Regions from separate parts of the Homo sapiens genome. Here regions 1, 2 and 3 are each linked to region 4. The links are chromatin loops, found by intact Hi-C in ENCODE. Cell type or tissue: mammary epithelial cell. All regions are shown on one strand.

The links. Peaks named below come from ENCODE experiments on the same cell type or tissue, not always from the same donor. Only the 100,000 strongest peaks of a DNase experiment are listed, where the experiment ranks them.
Region 1: it touches region 4 in a loop (4-fold over the local background); 6 of 110 quality-filtered maps call a loop at or near these places.
Region 2: a loop joins it to region 4, with 6 times the contacts of the local background. A loop is called at or near these places in 6 of 110 quality-filtered maps.
Region 3: a loop joins it to region 4, with 5 times the contacts of the local background. A loop is called at or near these places in 7 of 110 quality-filtered maps.

What each region holds. Positions count from the first base shown.
Region 1 is chr12:46,931,870-46,936,869 of GRCh38, reverse strand. No RefSeq gene overlaps it. Among named protein-coding and RNA genes, the nearest start is that of SLC38A4, 110 kb to the right of the region's middle. In mammary epithelial cell, a CTCF peak has its summit at 2,695 (motif pointing right); no DNase peak of the experiment used is centred here.
Region 2 is chr12:46,428,477-46,433,476 of GRCh38, reverse strand. All of the region lies in intron 2 of SLC38A4-AS1 (SLC38A4 antisense RNA 1), which reads right to left. It overlaps LOC124902923 (a long non-coding RNA gene), which reads left to right. Exons shown (of 2, transcript XR_007063284.1): 2 at 3,041-3,245. Among named protein-coding and RNA genes, the nearest start is that of SLC38A4-AS1, 47 kb to the right of the region's middle. RefSeq lists enhancers at 2,797-3,091, 2,630-3,131. In mammary epithelial cell, no CTCF peak of the experiment used is centred here; DNase peaks (open chromatin) are centred at 1,636 and 2,886; H3K27ac peaks cover 4,141 bases.
Region 3 is chr12:46,439,803-46,444,802 of GRCh38, reverse strand. All of the region lies in intron 2 of SLC38A4-AS1 (SLC38A4 antisense RNA 1), which reads right to left. The region is part of intron 1 of LOC124902923 (a long non-coding RNA gene); the gene reads left to right. Among named protein-coding and RNA genes, the nearest start is that of SLC38A4-AS1, 59 kb to the right of the region's middle. In mammary epithelial cell, a CTCF peak has its summit at 729 (motif pointing right); DNase peaks (open chromatin) are centred at 1,912 and 2,292; H3K27ac peaks cover 3,654 bases.
Region 4 is chr12:46,546,892-46,551,891 of GRCh38, reverse strand. The region is part of intron 3 of SLC38A4-AS1 (SLC38A4 antisense RNA 1); the gene reads right to left. Among named protein-coding and RNA genes, the nearest start is that of SLC38A4-AS1, 170 kb to the right of the region's middle. RefSeq lists an enhancer at 1,778-1,927. In mammary epithelial cell, no CTCF peak of the experiment used is centred here; DNase peaks (open chromatin) are centred at 1,901, 2,871, 3,821, 4,801 and 2 weaker places; H3K27ac peaks cover 5,000 bases.

The DNA.
Region 1 (5,000 bases), 380 kb before region 4:
TTAATATTGCTGTGAATCTAAAACTGCTCTAAAAAAATTAAGTATTTAAAACAAGAGAGACAGAAAGACAGGAGAGAACAATATGTAGTAGAACAAGTGGAGGACTCAGAAAAGAAAGGCTGGGGCAGTGGCCTGGGCAGGAAAGTAGAGAAAAGCTATAGTCCCATTTTCAGTGGTCACAAAGAATTACTGGGAAGTGGAAGGGAAGGGTGCACATGTTTATCTTAATTTTATTCTGGAGTTAGTTAAAATGCACTTACCCACACTTTAACAAAGAGAAATGGTTAAATCAATAAACTAAATATGTGCCTTAAACACAGAACACAGAAAATGTAGGTGCTCAGCTCAGGTCCCAGGTGAACACCAGGTAAATAATGGAAAAACTCTCAGAGGTAGAGGGGCTGGAGAAGGAGACAGTGTTGAGGTGTTTGCATATATTCTTTCTAATGTCAATTGACTTCACTCCTCTTCCCTTTCCTACTCCTCACCAGGAAAGAGACCACTATAATGGTCAAATAATTCTGTGTTCCCTTTCTGCACACACTCAACAAAAATGCACACTGCCCTGTTGAGATCTCTCTTCACTGCAAGGCCTAGAGGAGACCATGCTTAATAAGCCGGGAGTCAGGGCCCTGCCCGAGCTGTCATAAAACAAGATGAAAGCCTAGGATACTTTAAATAAGAGGAATGTGGGGGGCACAAAACAGACTGAAATACTAAAGGAAAGCAATAGAAAAACAAAAGAAAACAAACAAAAACAGAACTGAGACAACAAAAGTTGAAAAAATATGTTTTTTTTACAAATCACAGTTGTATTAAAAATATCTTCCCTAGAGAAATTTTGGGGAATATTAATATCTTTTACATAAGGAGTTTCTATCAGCCAATCAATATTTTCTAAACCTAACACTTCTTAATTTACAATTAAATGACAAAGACAAGCCAGTGATTTGGGATGCTTCTTTTATAACAAAATAGAGTATGATTGGTAACTTGTTACATTTAATGATAATGATAGCTTATATTAATTGAGAACTTGCGAAGTGCCAGGAATAGCATTAAATACTTAACATATGTTAACTTATTATCCCATTTTAGAGATGAAAAAACTGTGTCACTGAGACTGAAGTAAATTACCCAAAGACTCATCCTGTGGATGATTGGTAGAGCAGGGCTTTGAACCCAGGCACTCTGATGCCAGCATGCATGTTTTTAACCCTGTACTGCCCTGGCTTCCATGTGGAACAGCGTCACTGGAGTGGAAAGAGCTGATCAACTCACTATGCACAATCTTCAGTAATGTTCTGTAGAGTTTTTTTTTTCAATGAACATAAACTGGTCTTCTATGAAAAAGATCTTTACAAAGATTTACAGCACATTGCTGGTTCCAAAATGCCAGCTTAATAAAGGCAGTTGTGCAGAAGTGCTTTGATGATATCTGTATGAATAAAAGAAGTATTTTTATGATTTGACTCCAAAGAACACAAATCCTTTAAGCTTGTTTAGATCTTCCATGAAGAATGTTGACTTCTACCAATAATCTTTTAAAAAACGAATTCCATTTTAAATATTCAAATAACTTACTCTAAAAATATAAGAACTAAAAAAGTAGTTTTTTTAAAAAATGAACCTACTGGAGTTGTCTTGAAAACAAATGAACAACAGGACAAAAATATAGAAGGTTTCTTTGTGTTCTTCACGTTGAGGCAGACTCCTTCATAGTTCTTAGCAACAAGCATAATGTTCTTAAGAAGTGTGTATCTATCAGATAAGAAAGTATAAAACTAAGGGCAATAATGCAAGAGCAAGACCAGAAGACACCATAGAGCCGTCGGCTTGTATGTTCTGTGGGGGTTGATTATCCACATCAAAGCTTCCAAGTCTTCTGGTTCCTCCTCTTAGGACTGTGTGATCTTGTGCTAGGTTGACAACAATGATGAACAAACATCAGGTCTGACATTGCCAGTCTCGATTTTTACAGAAGTCCCGTCCTGACAATTGCAACACACTCCTGCTTCCCTTTGTACATAGGTAGGATAATGCATTTCTATTTGACTGGAATGTATATTCTCAGTCTCTTCTCACCAGCCTAGGTATTAGCTACTCGGCGGACACATAAGTAACTGTGAGGTGGAATGTGAGATCTCACACAATGCGCACCTTTTAAAATAGTCATGGTGACAAAATTCAATAACAATTTTCTAGGTTGGGGTGGAAAATATTTTCAGAGAAGAATAACGACAGCTAAAACAAAAGGTAGACAGCCGATTTATAATCTAGAGCAATGCACCAGGGCAGGAGAAACACCAGGGTCAGGGAAGTGTTCTGTTCTCCTTTCTCTTTCCCTCTCCTAAAGACAACACTGAAACTCAGTAGCCACATCTATCTTTTCTTTAAAGCACCAGGGTCAGAAACAATATAGGAGAAACAGAGTAGGAGGTTTGTTAAGAGACGACAGAGTCTTTGGAAGGCTCCTGGAAAATAGGAAATACTTCTTGACATTAATTGATCTTTTTCCAAAATCTTCATTATATTTACCTCAAAAGTGCTATATGGTTCTCTTGCACCTGTTTTCAAGATAATAGAGCTTTGGGCAATGATCTCCTAGTCAGTCACCCCATATCGACAACTATTGCTGCACAACTCCCAACTCCTTAGGAAAGGGCTGTGCATGGTAAAGTCATTCACACCCAAATTCTAACAGTAGATGTCAGCACTAGCCTTGCTCATTTAGTTTCACATATGTTTTAGGGAATCAGAATTCAAACTGTTATTTGTTCAATGGCAACATCTTAAGGACAGGAAATATCTAAAATATTATTTTGAAAGAAAATAGATAATTATATGCTTGCCATAAAAATTGAAATTTTCTCTTGGGAATGAAGAATTTGGAGAGGCTGCCCACATTTATGTAGACATGTTGAAATGTAAATTGAAAACCAAGCCTACTTTTAGATAGTTTTTATTCCTCATCAAACTCCCAGACGAATCTATTTGTTATAACATTCCTGAAGAAAGTAACAGATAGTGCTTGAAGTTAAAGAGGGAAAATTCTTATCTTATCGTATAAAATTTACATCTGAAGGCTTGACAGAGTTAGCTTTAATTATGCTTTTTTAAAAACAGACTTTACAGAGCCCGGGTGTGGTGGCTCACCCCTGTAATCCCAGCACTTTGGGAGGCAGAGGCAGGCGGATTCCTTGAGGTCAGGAGTTTGAGACCAGCCTGGCCAAGATGGTGAAAGCTCACCTCTACTAAAAAATACAAAAATTAACTGGGTGTGTTGGCGTGGGCCTGTAGTCCCAGCTACTAGGGAGGCTAAGGCAGAAGAATCGTTTGAACTCTGGAGGCAGAGCTTGCAGTGAGCTGAGATCATGCCACTGCACTCCAGCCTGGGAGACAGAGGGAGACACTGTCTCAAAAAATAAAATAAAATAAAAATAGACTTTATTTTTTAAAGCAGTTTTAGGTTGACAGCAAAGTTGGGCAGAGGTACAGAGATTTCCCATGTACCCCTTGCCCTCCCACACATACAGTCTCCCCAGCTATCAACATCCCCCACCAGGGTGGTACATTTGTTACAATTGATGACCTGTATTGAAGCATCATTATCTCTCAAAGCCCATAGTTATATTAGTCTTAGCTCTTGGCGTTGTACATTTTATGAGTTTTGATAAATATGTGATACGTACTCCCCATTGTAGCATCATAGAGAGTAGTTTTACTGCCTTAAAAATCCTCTGTGCTCTGCATATTCATCCCTCCTGTCCCCCTAACTCTTGGCAACCACTGAACCTTTTTGAATGTCTCCATATTTTTGTCTTTTTGAGGATGTCATATAATTGGAATTATACAATACATAGCTTTTTCATTGACTTACTTCATTTACTAATATGCATTTAAGTTTCCTCCCTATCTTTCCATGGCTTGATGGCACGTTTCTTTTTTTGTTCTAAAAAAAATTTCATTGTCTAAATGAACCACAGTTTCCTTATCCATTCACTTACTGAAGGACATCTTGGTTGCTTCCAAGTCTGGAAATTACAAATAAAGCAGCTATAAACATCTGTGATTCAGGTTTTTGTGTGGACACAAGTCGTCAGCACATTTGGGTAAATATCAAGGAGTATGATTGTTGGATTGTACGTTAAGAGTCTCTTTAGTCTTACAAGAAACTGACAAGCCATCTTCCAAAGTGGCTGTACCATTTTGCATTCCATCAGCAATGAATGAGACTTTTTGTTGCTTCATATTCTTGCCAGCACTTTGTATTGTCAGTGTTCTGGGTCTCTGGCCATTCTAACAGATGCTTATTGCCATCTCATTGTTTTAATTTGAATTTCCCTAATGACATGATGTGGAATATCTTTTTATGTCCTTATTTTCCATCAGAATATCTTCTTTGGTGAGCTGTCTGTTAAGATCTTTTGTCCACTTTTTAATTGAGTTGTTTTCTTGTTGTTTTTATTGTATTGAGTTTTGAGAGATCTGTATATATTTCAGACAGCAGTTATTTATCAGATATGTCTTTCACAAATATTTTCTTCCAGATTGTGAATTGCCTTTTCATTCTTCTGACAATGTCTTTCACAGAGCAAAGGTTTTTAGTTTAATGAAGTCCCGTTTATTCATTCTTTCTTTTATAGATTGTGTCTTGGTGTTGTATCTAAAATGATATCACCACACCCAAGTCATCATTTTCCCCTATGTTATGTCCTAGGAGTTTTATAATTTTGCATTTTACTTCGTGTCTCTGATCCATTTTGAGTTCATTTTTGTGAGGGTGCAAGATCTGGGTGTAGATTCATTTTTATGCATGTGAACATCCAGTTGTGCCAGCATCATTTGTTGAAAAGACTCTTTGCTCCATTGTATTGCCTTTGCTCTTTTGTCAAAGATTAGCTGACTATATTTATGTCGGCATATCTCTGGGCTCTCTATTCTGTTTCTCTGATGTATTTGCATATTCTTTCACCAGCACCACACTGCCTTGATTGCTA
Region 2 (5,000 bases), 120 kb after region 4:
TGCAGCTGTGAAAAAAAAATGGTTTCTGTCCTCATGCAGTGTATGTTCTAGTGAGAATAAATTTCTTTTTCCTTTATATTTTATTATTGGTAATGTTTGGTATATAAGAAAGCTATTGAGTTTCATATATTTTAACTTTTAACTTGTCTTTTTACTAAATTTTTTATTGTTTCAAAAAGTATTACAATTGATTTTGTAGTTTTACTAAATAGACAATTGTATCACCTACTGAGAGTAATAATTTTGTCCTTTCCTTCCCAAAAGCACATACTTCTAGTTGATTTTCCCCTTTTATCCATTAGCACAATGAAGCATTTCATTATAATCTCTGTATTTACCCACACTTGCATTTCTGGAAATTAAATCCATTTTTAAGGTCTGAAAGAAAGTCAGAAAATTTTTTTTAATCTTTAGGCCGGTATAATATATCAGAAGTTTTAATTCAGGTGAATCAAAATATCTGATAGGATACAATTTACAACAGTTGCATGCAACTGATGCAAAAGTCATTCTCAGGAAATATTAATTTTTCTCTCATTCCTGGCAGTTTGTTGATATAAAATTGAAAAAAAAAAAGGAGAAGGATGAAGCTGATTTATGTTTAGGAGGCTAAGTAATTCATTGAATCTCCTACTGCTGAATCTAATTTAAAAATATATATAACCATATTTCTCCATTGAAAATTAGAAAACATTAAATCTACTTATTTATTTTATATTACTTTCTATTTGCCAATTATCTCTGCAAACATTGAAGTGCTAAATACTTCGATTGTATACGCAAGCGTACTGAAATAAGGCTGCATAAGTAAAGTTTTACACCACGTCTGCAAACTAAAATTTCCTGGGGTGTTACATTTTTCCTAATAAAATAAAACAGAGGTTAAGAAATATGATTCAGTGGCCATTTCTACAGCTGAAGTATATGAGACTGCAGCCCTAGGTGTCTTGCCCACGCTCATCTAGCAGACGGCAGAGCCTAGACTCAAACTCTGGTTTTCTGCTACACATCAAGTATTCCTTCTACAGTGCTCTTCCTTTCACTCAGCATTATCTACATAATTAGAAACACTTGAATTTCTTTCCCCATCTGCCTAGAAATTTTCCCCAATTATTACCTTTGCATATTATTTTGGTAGAAAATTATCTCTTATAAAACTCACATGTAGCTTTCAATTTTATGGCATTCTTTTCCTGCAAGTTCATATAATTAATACATGTTTGAAACCAGTAAATTCTTACAACAGGCCTATGTGTAGGGAAGCAGAAATGATGAGTCTTCTGTGATATAAATCAACATTCTAATAGTTAAAAAATAGGTGCACCCATTCATAAGTGTCACAAAGCACTCCACACTGAATAGGAAGGGATATCTGAGTGGCACTGATAACAGCCAAGCCTGAAGAGGAGGCACAACAGCCCATTACAAGCTATTGAAAAGTTCCATAAGAAAAAAAAAAAATGACATACAGCAGGAAATTCCTGACCAGTAGTGTAATTTCTTACATAAATGTGTTGGCAGATAAATGGATTTCTATGACTTTGCTTACGTCTGCTGCTTACTGCCCCTTTAGATATGTCACTTTGCAAATGTATTATAACTTCACTCTGACTCTATTTAATGGTATGATTCAATAAATTGTAGGTTCATCTTAATCTCCTCAAAATACTCTTGGCCTTTTGCCCAAAAGTGGGGGAAGGAATTAGTAACTAAAATAGCAAGAGAAGCTTGCTGTCAGTTAGTCTCCTGGAAAAGTACTATACTGAAGATTCAATATAGCAATACTGTAACTTACTAAGATGGTATATAAGGAATTAGACAGTGGAAAATTTAAGGTACAGATTAAGATTACAGCTACAGGACTATAAACATGGCACTAAAAAGTAAATGAGGCCAGGTGCCTCATTTAGCTGGGTGTGGTGGCATGTGCCTGTAGTGCCAGCTGCTTGGGAGGCTGAAGTGGGAGCATCACTTACGCTCAGGAGGTCAAGGCTGTTGTGAGCCGAGATCACACCACTGCACTCCAGCCTCAGCAACAGAGTAAGACCCTGTCTCAAAAAAAAAAAAAAAAAAAAAAAAGGGCCGGGCGCAGTGGCTCACGCCTGTAATCCCAGCACTTTGGGAGGCCAAGGCAGGCGGATTACCTGAGGTCAGGAGTTCAAGACCAGCCTGGCCAACATGGAAAACCCCATCTCTACCAAAAATACAAAAATTAGCTGGGCGTGGTGGTGGGCGCCTGTAATCCCAGCTACTCAGGAGACTGAGGCAGGAAAATCACTTGAACCTGGGACGTGGAGGTTGCAGTGAGCTGAGATTGTGCCATTGCCCTCCAGCCTGGGCAACAGAGCAAGGCCCCATCTAAAAAAAAAAAAAAAAAAAAGGACTAAATATGTACCGAACTCCATGTATATGAAAATACTGACCTAGATGTCTTCTTTATATAATTTCATGTTATTTTTATAACAATACTGTAAAATAAGCATTATGCCCTCCTTAGAGCTCAGAAAACCGAGTTTCTATGAGATTATATTACACAATTGATGCCCTCCCATTTCCTAGGTAGACCCAGATGTAGTAATACATGGATCTTCCACTTTCAGCCTGTGTAATCCTGAACAAGTCACTGAAAATCTGGGAGCCTCATTTTCCTCACCTGAAAAATGAGTAATGAGACCTACCTTACTACTTCCAAAAGTTATCACAAATACACTTAATAAACTACAAAACAAAACACAAGTGGTGGTTACTCTTATTAATACAAACAACTAGTTAATAAGAGAAAGTGATAGAGACTGATTTCTAAACTGTTTCCTGACACTTTGTTTTCAAATGCTTGATGATGCAATACTGAGCTGTGTTTTCCCAGCAAGGTCTTTGGGGTTGTCAATGAATCATTTCCTTCACATTCACATGAAAGATATGCCTGGGTAGATCAGGTTCCCACCCTGTTTTATCTTAACAACCCATACATTGCAGGTAAGCAAACAATTAGTATTGTTCAGAATTTCACTTACAGAAATCTAACATTCCCTCTCTGCAGATATTTTTCAGCACAAAGAACGGGGACTTTTGGGTCATTGACCTACTGACACTGCATTTACAATGACAAGTTCTATGTCTGCAACGTAAAAGGCAAGAAGACTAAATCTGTTTTCCATTTTTCTTGTGAACTAAACTGGGTTTTCAAAGAATACCTTATGTGGATCTACAACATAAAAGACAGCAAAATAAATATTTTATTAGAATATTTTATCAGTTCAACTTTGTAACATATATTATAAGATTAATCAATGGTAACAATAAGTTTTAAGGAACATAAATTTGAAATTGAAGATTATTCATGACAGTAATAACAAATCTAAAAATAACCTCAGTATCCAATTTATTTTATCTTGCTGTTTGGTTTTTACTAAACTAAGTCTGATTCATAAGCAATTGCATATGAGAACAGTTTTTTAATATTTTGCCACATTTATTCCATTTATTCATCAAACCATCCATTCATCCTTCTATTTTTCATTTGTTTACTGAACCATTTCAAAGTAAATTATAGATAATAGCATGCCTCCCTCGTAAACCTCTTGGCATGCATCTTTTAAAAATTAGGGAGTTTTCTTAACATAGCCACAATACCATTATCACTCCTAAAAATTTAGGGATTCCTATAATAATAATTCTAATATCTAGTCCTTATTCAGAATCCCAATTGTCCCTCAAACTTGTTCTCCCAACAGGATCCAATACGGAATTACACATTGTTTTCATGTTTACATCTCTCAAGTTTAGTTTATCTTAATATAGCTCCCCCTGTGCCCCATCACCTGCTCTTTTTCCCATCCCACTGACCTGAAGAGACCAGAGTAGTGCCCCACATTCTGGAATTTTTTTGAGGGTTATGCCCAATTCTTTCATTTATTTATTTGCTTTTAATTTTAAATTCAAGAGGTATATGTGCAGGTTTATTACATGGGTATAATACCTGATGCTAAAGTTTGAGCTTCTAATGATCCCATAAACCAAGTAGTGAACATAGTACCCTTGCTCCCTCTGTCTCTCCCTCCTTTTGGAATCCCCAGTGTCTATTTTTCCCATCTTTGTGTCCAAGTGTACCCAATGTTTAGCTCCCACTTAAAAGTAAGAACATGTGGTATTTGGTTTTGTTTCTGCATTAATTTACTTAGGATAATGGCCTCCAGATGCATCTACGTTACTGCAAAGGGCATGAATACATTCTTCTCTGTGGCTGCATTGTGAACCTGGTGGATATTCACCACATTTTTTTAGTCCAGTCTACCGCTGGTGGGCACCTAGGTTGATTCCATGTCTTTGCTATTGTGAATAGTGCCATGGTAAGCATAGCAGTGCAGGTGTCTTTTTGGTGGAACGATTTATTTTCCTTTGGGTATATACCCAGTAATGGGATTGCTGGGTTGAATGGTAGTTCTATTATTAGTTCTTTGAGAAATCTTCGAACTGCTTTCCACAGGCGGTGAATTCATTTGCATTCCCACCAGCAGTGTATAAGCATTCTCTTTTATCTTCATTCTTGCCAGTATCTGTTGTTTTCTGAAATTCTGATAATAGCCACTCTGATTGGTGTGAGATAGTATCTCATTATGGTTTACATTTGTGTGTGTGTCTCTTTTTTTTTTTTGAGACAGAGTCTCGCTCCATCTGTAACCCAGGCTGGAGTGCAATGGCACGATCTCAGCTCACTGCAATCTCCAACTCCCAGGTTCAAGCAATTCTCCTGCTTTAGCCTCCCGAGGAGCTTGGACTACAGGCATGCACCACCACACCACACTCGGTTAATTTTTGTACTTTTAGTAGAGATGGGGTTTTGCCATGTTGGCCAGGCTGGTCTCAAACTCCTGACCTCAGGTGATCTGCCTCGGCCTCCCAAAGTGCTGGGATTACAGGCGTGGGCCACTGCACCTGGCCTGTGTCTCTCTTATGATTAGTGGTGCTGAACATTTTTTTATTTGTTGGCCACTTGTATG
Region 3 (5,000 bases), 110 kb after region 4:
TGGTTCTTAGGATACATTATCAAATTTTTGTTCAAAAAGTTGTATTAAATTTCAGTGTCTCCACAATACATACGTGCTGCAGCATCACCATATCTTCATCAGCAGTGAGAATCATATGCAGATAAACGTTTAAGTCATGGTTCCTAAACATTCTCACTAGCTCAGAATGCCGTCATTAATCCTACTACACTTATGGCCTGACCTCCTCACCTGGGAAGACACAGGAAACTGCCAAGCATAGTTCTAGCACACAGTAGGCACTCACTAAAAGTTAGATAAAATTTCAACTGAATGTATTATGTTCCTATTCATGTTTCCAGGGAAGATCAGCTTTTGAAATGTTAGCTTTGATCATACTAACTATAGAAAAAAGATAAGCAAAAAAATATATATCTTCTGGTTACTTCTATGAAAACCTAAGACAGAAGACACAGGACTTACCTTTTTATCTGTCTACTCCCTTGATCTTCTCTTATCTCTGTTTTGGCAGAAAGGACAAATAAATCTGAGGGTTTTGTATTTTTTTTACACAGAAGCATAATGCAATTAGCACTGGTCCTTTTTAAAGACTGTTGTATTTTTAAAGATTAACCAAGCCTACCGTTGCTTAATTAATGTTGTGGGTCAAAACCCTGGATGCCCATCAGAATGACCTGTAGTGGGATTTTAAAATGTAGATATCTAAACCTCTTCCCAAATCCTCTGGTTTAGAATCTCCAACAGGTGGAGCCAGGTATTTGTAATTTTTTAAATCTCCACGAGTGATTCTGACACACAGCCATGGTTTGAGAACCAAATAAATCAACCAGTAATGAGGCATGAGTATTAATGTCAGTTATTCTTAGCCCTTCAATTTAAATTGCAAGCTAAATTTATTAGGGTTTTTTCCTTCTCCCTTTCTGCTGTTTCATGTGTCCATGTGGAGAAGGTTCCACAATAGCAATACTCCCCTCTCTCAACCAGTGCGATTGCTCAGCACCTCTGCCTGCCCTCTGCAGACCAGCCTGCAGCACCCATTCTGTCCCCCTACCCCAGGAAGCCTGTAGTTCTTTAGGTTTCCAATGACTGGCAACTGGGGATGTCCTCTTACTGCCTGACTGAAGGACTGGCAAGTCCCCTGAGCTAACACATCCATGCCACATTCTCCAGAATCCACTGACCTCTGGGACCCTCTCTCAATCTCCTTGTCAGCAACTGGGCCAGGAAAAGCGTGCTTATTTCTTGGGCTCCCTCAAACCCCACCTCTAGTTGTCTGTCTATGCATTTCATCTTCCTCGCTAGACAACATGCTCATTGAGGGCAAGTTTGCATATCTCTCCCTATGGTTTGTAAGGCTCAGAGCTTAGCACATACAGATACCAGACAGGTACGTGAAGAGCAAACATGGGCAGAAAACTGAGGTCCAATCTACACCTACGCCATGCCAAACACCACGTGAAGCCTTTATCTACCTTAGTTCATGCTACCCATACACACTCCTATGAGATAGGATTTAACATTCCCAAATTGCAGGCAAGAATAGAAATGGTCATCAAATGAAGTTCAGTCCATCAAAGACTATAGGCAAGAGCATTAAAAAAGTGGGATTGCATTGCTCTTTTTCTACCTGCTGCCTAGTTTTCTTGAGATAATTTACTGTAAGCACATAGCCGGAAGTCCACATATCCCTTATATGACAGACATGTAGTTATCTAGAGATGTGTTCTCTGTTGGAAATTGTCTAATTGATGAGATCTGACCCAGACAAGTGTTTTCTTTCGATGTTGTTCATTATCATGCAATCTTGGTATTTTAAATAGGATTATGCCGTTTGGGCTGGGCACTTAAAATTTCCCTAAGGGCCAAGGCTGAGTAATTTTCAGGTAATGAGCTTTAATGTCCAAGGAAAGAGACATCCTGAATCACCTTCTGAACCTGTGCCATGAATCTGCTGTAAAACTCAGTATCAGTAGTTCTAGAACCTCACATAATTGATCTTGTGACTTGAAATTGAATCACTTTCAAGGTTTCTTCCAAAGTGGTTTTGCCCTCCTGAACCATACTCTATTACAGCTACACTTATCCAGTCAGCTGAAGAAAAAGAAAATGATAATTCTCTGGTGTTCCTGCCTTTGTTGAGCAGCCTTTAAAGTCACTCTGAGCCCATTTCACCCTCAAGAGCAGAGGCACGCCAGAGGCAAACTCTCCCAGCCTGGAAAAAAAAAAAAAACACTTAGGTAAAATGCAGAGGAAAAGGAGATCTTACTGCTCGTGAGCCAGACTTAGGGATTCAGTCTTTCATACTCCAGGGGCTCTGAGTCACTGTGCTGTGGAAGTGATCTGAGTTATATAAATCCTTGTGCACATCACCAGAGAGAGACTCTATGTCAGTGTGCAATATTAGTGTGCAAAGTATAGTAAAATCTGTGAAGCCAGACCCCACTAGTTCAAAACTAGGGATCATAAAACCTTATACCTGGCACTATCTCCTGTTACAGATGAGTAAACAGGCTCATAGAAGTTGAGTGACTTGCCGGAAACCACATGGGTATTGAGTAGCAGGACAGTAGTTTGAAGGTAGTTCTCCAGAATTTAAGTCCAGTGCTCTGTTTTTAAAGAATATTTCCTGTAAATGCAGGGAAAGCTGAAATTTAACTTTATTCTAAGAAAAATATCACTTATAATCTAAAAAAGCCTAACTGAGGATATAGGTGAGGGTAAGCAGAAAGAGATATGTTTTTCCTACTTAAAAGAGATTACTGGGCTTGAGGAAGAAGTAGGAGGTAAGAATTAGAGGTCCACTCTTGAATTTATCAGCTGGGTAATTGAGGGGAAGTTAGTTGACTTTCTAGTTGTGAATGTCCAGTTTTTGACCTATAAAATGGACCTACTCACAGGGTTATTACAATTATTAAATGAAAGAGTACAGATAAACTAGCTGAAACTTAGCAGGTGCTCAATAAATGTTGCTACTCTTCCTTGAAACAGCTATAAATTAACACATTATTCTTATCCATTCAGTAGAGAGCTCTCCCAAGGACTCTTACTTCATGTTTTTTGGCCTTTTATTGGGTCTACTTATTGGCTTAATTGTTTATTGTCTGCTTCCTCCTACTAGAAGGTAAGCTAAAAGATAGCAGGCCTTTTTCTATCCAGTTCCACTCTTTATTCTCAGTTCGTAGGACAGGACTTGACCGATAGTGACAATTAGAAAAATTTGCCAGGCCAGGCACGATGGCTCATGCCTGCAATCTCAGCACTTTGGAAGGATGAAGCAGGCGGATTGCTTAAGTTCAGGAGTTCAAGACCAGCCTGGGCAACATGGCGAAACCCTGTCTCTACAAAAAATACAAAAATTAGCTGGGCTTGGTGGCACATGCCTGTTAGTCTCAGCTACTTGGGAGGTTGAGGCAGGAGGATCATCTGAGTCTGGGAGGTGGAAGTTGCAGTGAGCCAAGATCACACCACTGTACTCCAGCCTGGATGACAGAGCCAGACCCTGCTTCAAAAAGAAAAAAAAGAAAGAAAGAGAGGAGAAAGAAAATAAAAAAATAAAGAGAGAGAGGGAGGGAGGGAGGGAGGGGGGGGAAGGGAGGGAGGGAGGGAAGGAAGGAAGGAAGGAAGGAGGCAGGGAGGGAGGGAGGGAGGGAAGGAGGGAGGGAGGGAAGGAAGGGAGGGGAAAGAAAGAAAGAGAAAAGGAAAGAAAGAAAGAAAGAAAGAAAGAAAGAAAGAAAGAAAGAAAGAAAGGAAAGAGGAAAAAGAAAGAAAGAGAGAGAAAAAAGGAAGAGAAAGCAAGCAAGCTTTGCCAAGTAACATAAAAGAATTAACAGCTTCATAGGGAGAAGTGAACCCACTTCCCCCACCATAATCCTTTTAAGAAAAGAAGATTTCACTAATTCTTTTATCCTAAATTTTTCCTGTGTACAGAACATGGTTTTATGCATATTTTAACTTATGTATGTATATGCATATATATCCAATATCAAAATAAAGTATATACCCTTTATGAGGTAGTTGTTGTCACTGAAGAAAGAATAGATACTTGGGGAGAAACAAAGAGAAGCTCAATATTAATCTACAAATGTCTTACTTCTTTTACATTAAAAATGATAGACAAAGTCAAACAAGAGCTAATTTAATCAGAGGGGTAGAAACTGTGTGGGAAAATGGCATTGATACAGAAGAAATAGAAGCTGACCCTGTCCTAACAAATTTATGAAGTAAATAGTCCTATTCCAAGTTTACAAATTGGGGAATTGAGGCTTAGCAACTTGTCTAAGATCAAGTAGGCAGCAAGCAGCTGGACCAGGTGGGGAAGTGAGGACAGGGGTTTAGCCATTTAGACCCAACTCATGCCTGGAGGACTCAGCTTGATTTCCCAGCAGATCAGATTACCATTAGCAGAATTCCCAGTGTATCTGCCTCTGGAAAAACCTATATGATCATCATTATTAGAGCAGTGTCATTCCCCAGAGGAGTGAGATCGCTGAATGTCCTTTAGACAAATGATGTATTTGTGACTCATTGCCCTATTATAAATAAAAACACTGTGTTAGCCAATTTTCACCCAGTTATGGTCATTAATAACCCCAAAAAATCTCACTGGCTTTTTAACAACCAAGGTTTACTTCGCATTCACATTTCATGTGTTGGCCATGACTGTGCTCCACATGGCTTTTTCTTTCAGGATCCAGGCTTGAAGAAAGAACTCCTCCGGGGAACATGCTGAACTTGTGGCAGGGGGAAAGCAGAGTGCCAACTGCCATGGCCCTTAAAGCATTTGCCTGGAACTTCTACTCAGACATGGCTTACATCACGTCCTTTCACTCCATTGGCCAAAGCAAGTCACATGGCCAAGTGAGAAGGATAGATAGAGTCCTTCCTCAGGGAATTACTATAAATCGTATGGCTACCTTGCTACCAGCAGGCATTATACAACCTTTAAAGGGTACAGTGAGTAGTTGTGAAAAATACTGTAATACAATATTCCATGGATACCATGTTCTCTGCTTTTGTAATCA
Region 4 (5,000 bases):
AAACATGTCAAAAATTATGGTTTTTTGGTTCAATGATCTAGAGAGCATGTTGAAAATATATCTCTACCCCTTTTCATATTCTAAGAATAAATTCTACTTGATAATTCCTGGTGGGAGTGATATTCAAAACAAAGCAAAACAAAACCTTCAATTCTTTTCAATCAGAAATTTAGTCTACTTGGATTTAAAACAAAAAGAGATGATTTCATAACTACTTTTCAAAAACAAGAGGCTCAGTTCCTCATGCTTTAGCAAAATGCTTCTTTATTATTGCAGAGTACATTGCACATAGGTTTGATAGACATTCTACTGTGAAGGAAATGATTCTCCTAAAATTTGGTACAGCACTATGTGAAATGGTGCCCTTAGTCTAAAGTTTAGGATATAAATTAATGTGGAAAAATCAGACCTGAACTGGCCCTGCTCTATCTCCATGTCATTTTGGAGCTAGAAATGCATCTACAGAAGGTGTGTTGATGACTAAACCCTTGTCATCTCAAATCATGCTGCTTCCTAGGTTTCAATCATTCCAGAAGATTTCAAGAAAGGAAGAAAAAGCAACAAAGCAAAAGAGACACCAATTTAGTCTGAAGAATGCCTTTTGACTTTTTTAACAGTAGTGAGATTCTTTTTGATCCCAAAGTGCTGGGATTACAGGCGTGAGCCACCACGCCCAGCCTGACACACTCCTTTTGATGAAGGCGAAGCTGTTTGTCCAAGTGTTTGTTTGTTTGTTTGGTTGGTTGGTTGGTTTCTTTTTAGAGTTAAGGTACTGAGGTTAGAGCAAAAGACTCAGCTTTACTCAGCTGAAAAGGGGATAGGGATGATGTAGGAATTAAAAGGATACCAAAGCTACTTCTATTTTGTCAACGTATAACTAGGTTTAAAGGGCTTAGAGCACAGAAACCTAGTGACTAGGTTTCAATTTGAAGAGAAAAATTATTTAGAATGAAATGCAGTCAGCCACTGCATTGAACGATTGACAGTCCACTGAGGGAGACCTCCATCTTTTAACAGAAGACCTAGGAAGTGATACAAAATTTAAAAAAAGTTCCCATCTTTAGAGGAGCTTATCAATTGTCTGGGAACTGCCCATGAAATCGTCACAAAAATTTTCAAAGCAGTAAACCATAAAAAACAAGTGCATATGGCTTAATTAAACTTGGTAACGAATCACAGCCAGTATTTGTCAAATGTCAGGTACTGTATGATGTGCTTTACATACATTTCATCCCCGTTTCACGGGTGAACAAATTGATGCTCCAAGGGGCTTATGTACCTTGCCCAAGGTTACACATATGCTGGCTACAAATTCTACTCTCTCCCTCTCTCTACTATCACTCACTACCCATAAAAAATGTACTATCATTACTAAAAATGAAGGTAGTATAGTGGTGTGGAAAGTTACAAAATATTGTTAAATGACAAAAATCATACAAGTTGTATACATCACAACCATGAAAAGTTTATATGCAGGTAGGAGAGACTTGGAAGGAAACAGAGAAGTTCAAGAAGTTGTGTTAGGGTGGTAGGATTATGGAGGACACTTAGAAAGTTCTTTTATCTTGTTGCAAAATTAGGTAAAGTGTATTTAAATTAGATAGAAAGGTGTTGAAATCCATCAGGGAAGACTTCCTGGATAAAGGCACTTTTCATCACCGTTTCAGAAGGAAGGAGGGTTTCATGCTGGCCTTGAGGAGAAAGAAGTCATCAGAGCAGTGACAAGACAGTTAATTCAGCATTTCAAAGTATGCACAATAGTCACCTCCTTATTCTCAGTTTCAGTTACCCAGGATCAACTGCAGTGTGAAAATAGTAAATGGAAAATGTATAAACAATTCATAAGTTTTAAATTGCACGCCATTCTGAGTAGTGTGATGAAATCTTGTGTCATCCCATTCCACCCCTCCCAGGAAATGAATCATCCCTTTGTCCAGTACGCTGGTGCTGTACGGTACGTATGTACAGGAAAAAGCATAGCATATATAGGGTTCGGTACTAACTGCAGTTTCGGGCATCCACTGGGGGCCTTGGAACATATCTTCATGGTACCAGAGAAATTCATGTTAAACAAGTCTGCCATAACACAAAGATAGTTGTCAGGAAGGGTAAGCTGAGATGTCTGAATTTTACAAGTTAGAAAATGAGGAGTAACATGATGAAAGGATGTGAGAAAGTTTATTCTAACTGCTGTGTGGAGGATGGTTGAGAGGAAAGAGAGAACAGAACAGGGAGACCACAAGAAGACAGTGAAATGACAATGAGAAAGACATTTGGATGTGGTGTGAGCTGAGCATTGGAGCACAGCTATCTCAACTACCCCACAAATAGTCTCAGATAAATGCACCCACTGCTCAAAATTCCCACCCCCCACCTCCTTTTTTTTTTCTTCTTCTTTTTTTTTTTTCGAGATAGAGCCTCACACTGTCACCCGGGCTGGAGTGCAATGGTGCGATCTCGGCTCACCGCAACCTCTGCCTCCTGGGTTCAAGCGATTCTCCTGCCTCAGCCTCCCAAGTAACTGGGATTACAGGCACACACCACAACACCCGGCTAATTTTGTGTATTTTTAGTAGAGATGGGTTTTCACTATGTTGGCCAGACTGGTCTCGAACTCCTGACCTCGTGATCTGCCCAGCTTGGGCTCCCTAAGTGCTGGGATTACAGGCGTGAGCCACCGTACCCGGCCAAAATTCCCCTTCTTTAAAGTGAGGGTAGGGAACCTACAACCTTGGTAATCCCATGAGACTGTTACCACATTACACCAAGGTTGTCATAGGCATAAAGCTCTACAGGTACACAAATAATATGAAGAGAGAATACTCAAAGTATTTAAGTGTTGCCTTCCCTCTGCTCTTGAGGAACCCAGGAAGATTTTGAATGAGTCTTATATGAGTGGGTATGCATGCCACACCTATTAAACAGACAAACAATATAGTTAAAGTGAAATGCTCTGACTTGCATTTCATCAGTCATCAGCAGATAGAGCAGAGCTATAAGTTTGTCTACCTAGGATGGTGGGCAAATTGTTAAGAGGTAAATATATAAAAAACAGCTGCTATTTTAGAACCACACAACATAAGGGCTTTGCACATTCCCTTTTGTGTGACTTCAGACCATGGAATAAGCACATACTTTAGGAAGACGTGCTCTTGTTCTAATTATGGAAATGACTGAACTGATCAAATTACTGGCAGCATATCCTGCGTTACACCAAAGAAACAATTCCAACAAAGGGCTTTGATTTGATGATTGAAAATTGCCAGCCATTTCTGTGGGACTTTGAAGAAACGGAAAGCTCAACTGATGAGAAAAGCATAAACAAGGGCAGTGGAAGGTCGTTTAGCCTTTATTACCACTGTGGTGGTGGTTGTTTTAGCTTTAGTTACCACTGCCTAATTCAAAGAAAAATAACTATTAAGAAAAGGAGTTATATTAAGTCTCTGTAAACTTTGAAGAGAAATCCTGATTTTTTTTCTGATGATTCTTCTTATAGTTGGATGTTCAATTTGTATCATATTTACTAGATTTTAAAACAAGTACTTTTCCCAATTAAAAAGATTGAGAAAGAGGGACAAGGGAAAAAAAATGGCCTAATGCTGATTCTGATTGGCTCATTTCCTGTGTCCCATTTCCTGCAAATAACAACAAAAGATTCACTCTTTGCCTAGATTGGAGAATGAGAGGCAACTTGCCTGTGGGTGTTTGGTTGAGGGAGGTGGTTAGTAAAGCAACAACAGAAGGCAACCCCTCAATCATTCTTGAAGGAGAAATGCTTGGTATTTTTTCAAGGAAATAGAATCAGACTTCTGGGAGTGCCTAGGGGCATGAAATAGAGAATTCAGTAGCCCAATAAATATAGTACACATTCTTGTCATTTCATGTTCTAGACAAGGTAATTAAAATATGCATAAGATTTTCTGCTCCCCAGTTATTTTTACTTCCAGGTAGATTGAACAGTCAGCTGATTCACCTTCTTGGGCAATGCCCATTCATTCTTGACACTCTCCTATTCCCCATCCTGTCCATAATCCCTCCTCACACACAAGCACATGCCAATAGGTGAGATAGCAAAAGTAATAATATGTCCATTTAGCACTAGTATGCCTTTAGAGATGTTGAATTTTCTGTGGCAGATCTACAAACTATCCAGTTTTTCCCAAAGGGGTAGCTTCTGTCAAGTGCAGAAGGACACCAAGAAGTCACATCTCTGAATATCTTTTTCTTTTTGCCCTTTCTGGCTGGCCTATATGACAAAGAATGATGAAATATTCATAAATTACATTTCTATTTGCCCGTACTTTACTGAGAAACCTGTACTGACTTGCATAAAAATGGCATACTGGTTAACCCTCATCAGTTAGTTTGTATATTCCTGCCTTCTCAGGCCAGCCTTCTTCATCTCTCTGCTGACAGAAATTTCATTCCTTCCCTGCCCTACTCTCAAAATGTGTTCTCAAGATAGAACCCAAAAGACTGATTCTTCTTCAGGGAAGAAATAATTAATGAAGCTTTAAGTGGGTTCTTCTTTAGTATAAAGTGCTTCATTTTGAAAGGGGAGGAATGAATTTATAATTGTAGAATTTCAGATTTAAAAAAAAAATTAAAAAGCTGAATTTGGTGGAAAGGTCCTCTTGGTGCCTCTGAAATCATGCCCTCCTTACCCAAGAGGTCACATTCCTTCTGGAGTTGACGCAGGTGCCAAATACCCCAAGAACTGACAGCAGTTCATCACTTGTATTTCATTTGCATCTGCTCCACTGATACTTACTTACTGGTTGTGTGGGCGTGTGTTTATTTGCTGTGAGTTCAGCAGTTAGAGGAAGCTTATGTGGTTAATGTGCTTAGCCATGAGATGAGATGTAAGCTGCCTGTCCACCTCTATGGAGCCCTGAGCTTCCTTGCCTGTGGCTTCAGACACTGGGTCCCTTTCTCTGTTGGCATTCCCACTAAAGCTAGAAACTCTGACCTGAAGAACCCTGCTCCTTTATATCTCCTTT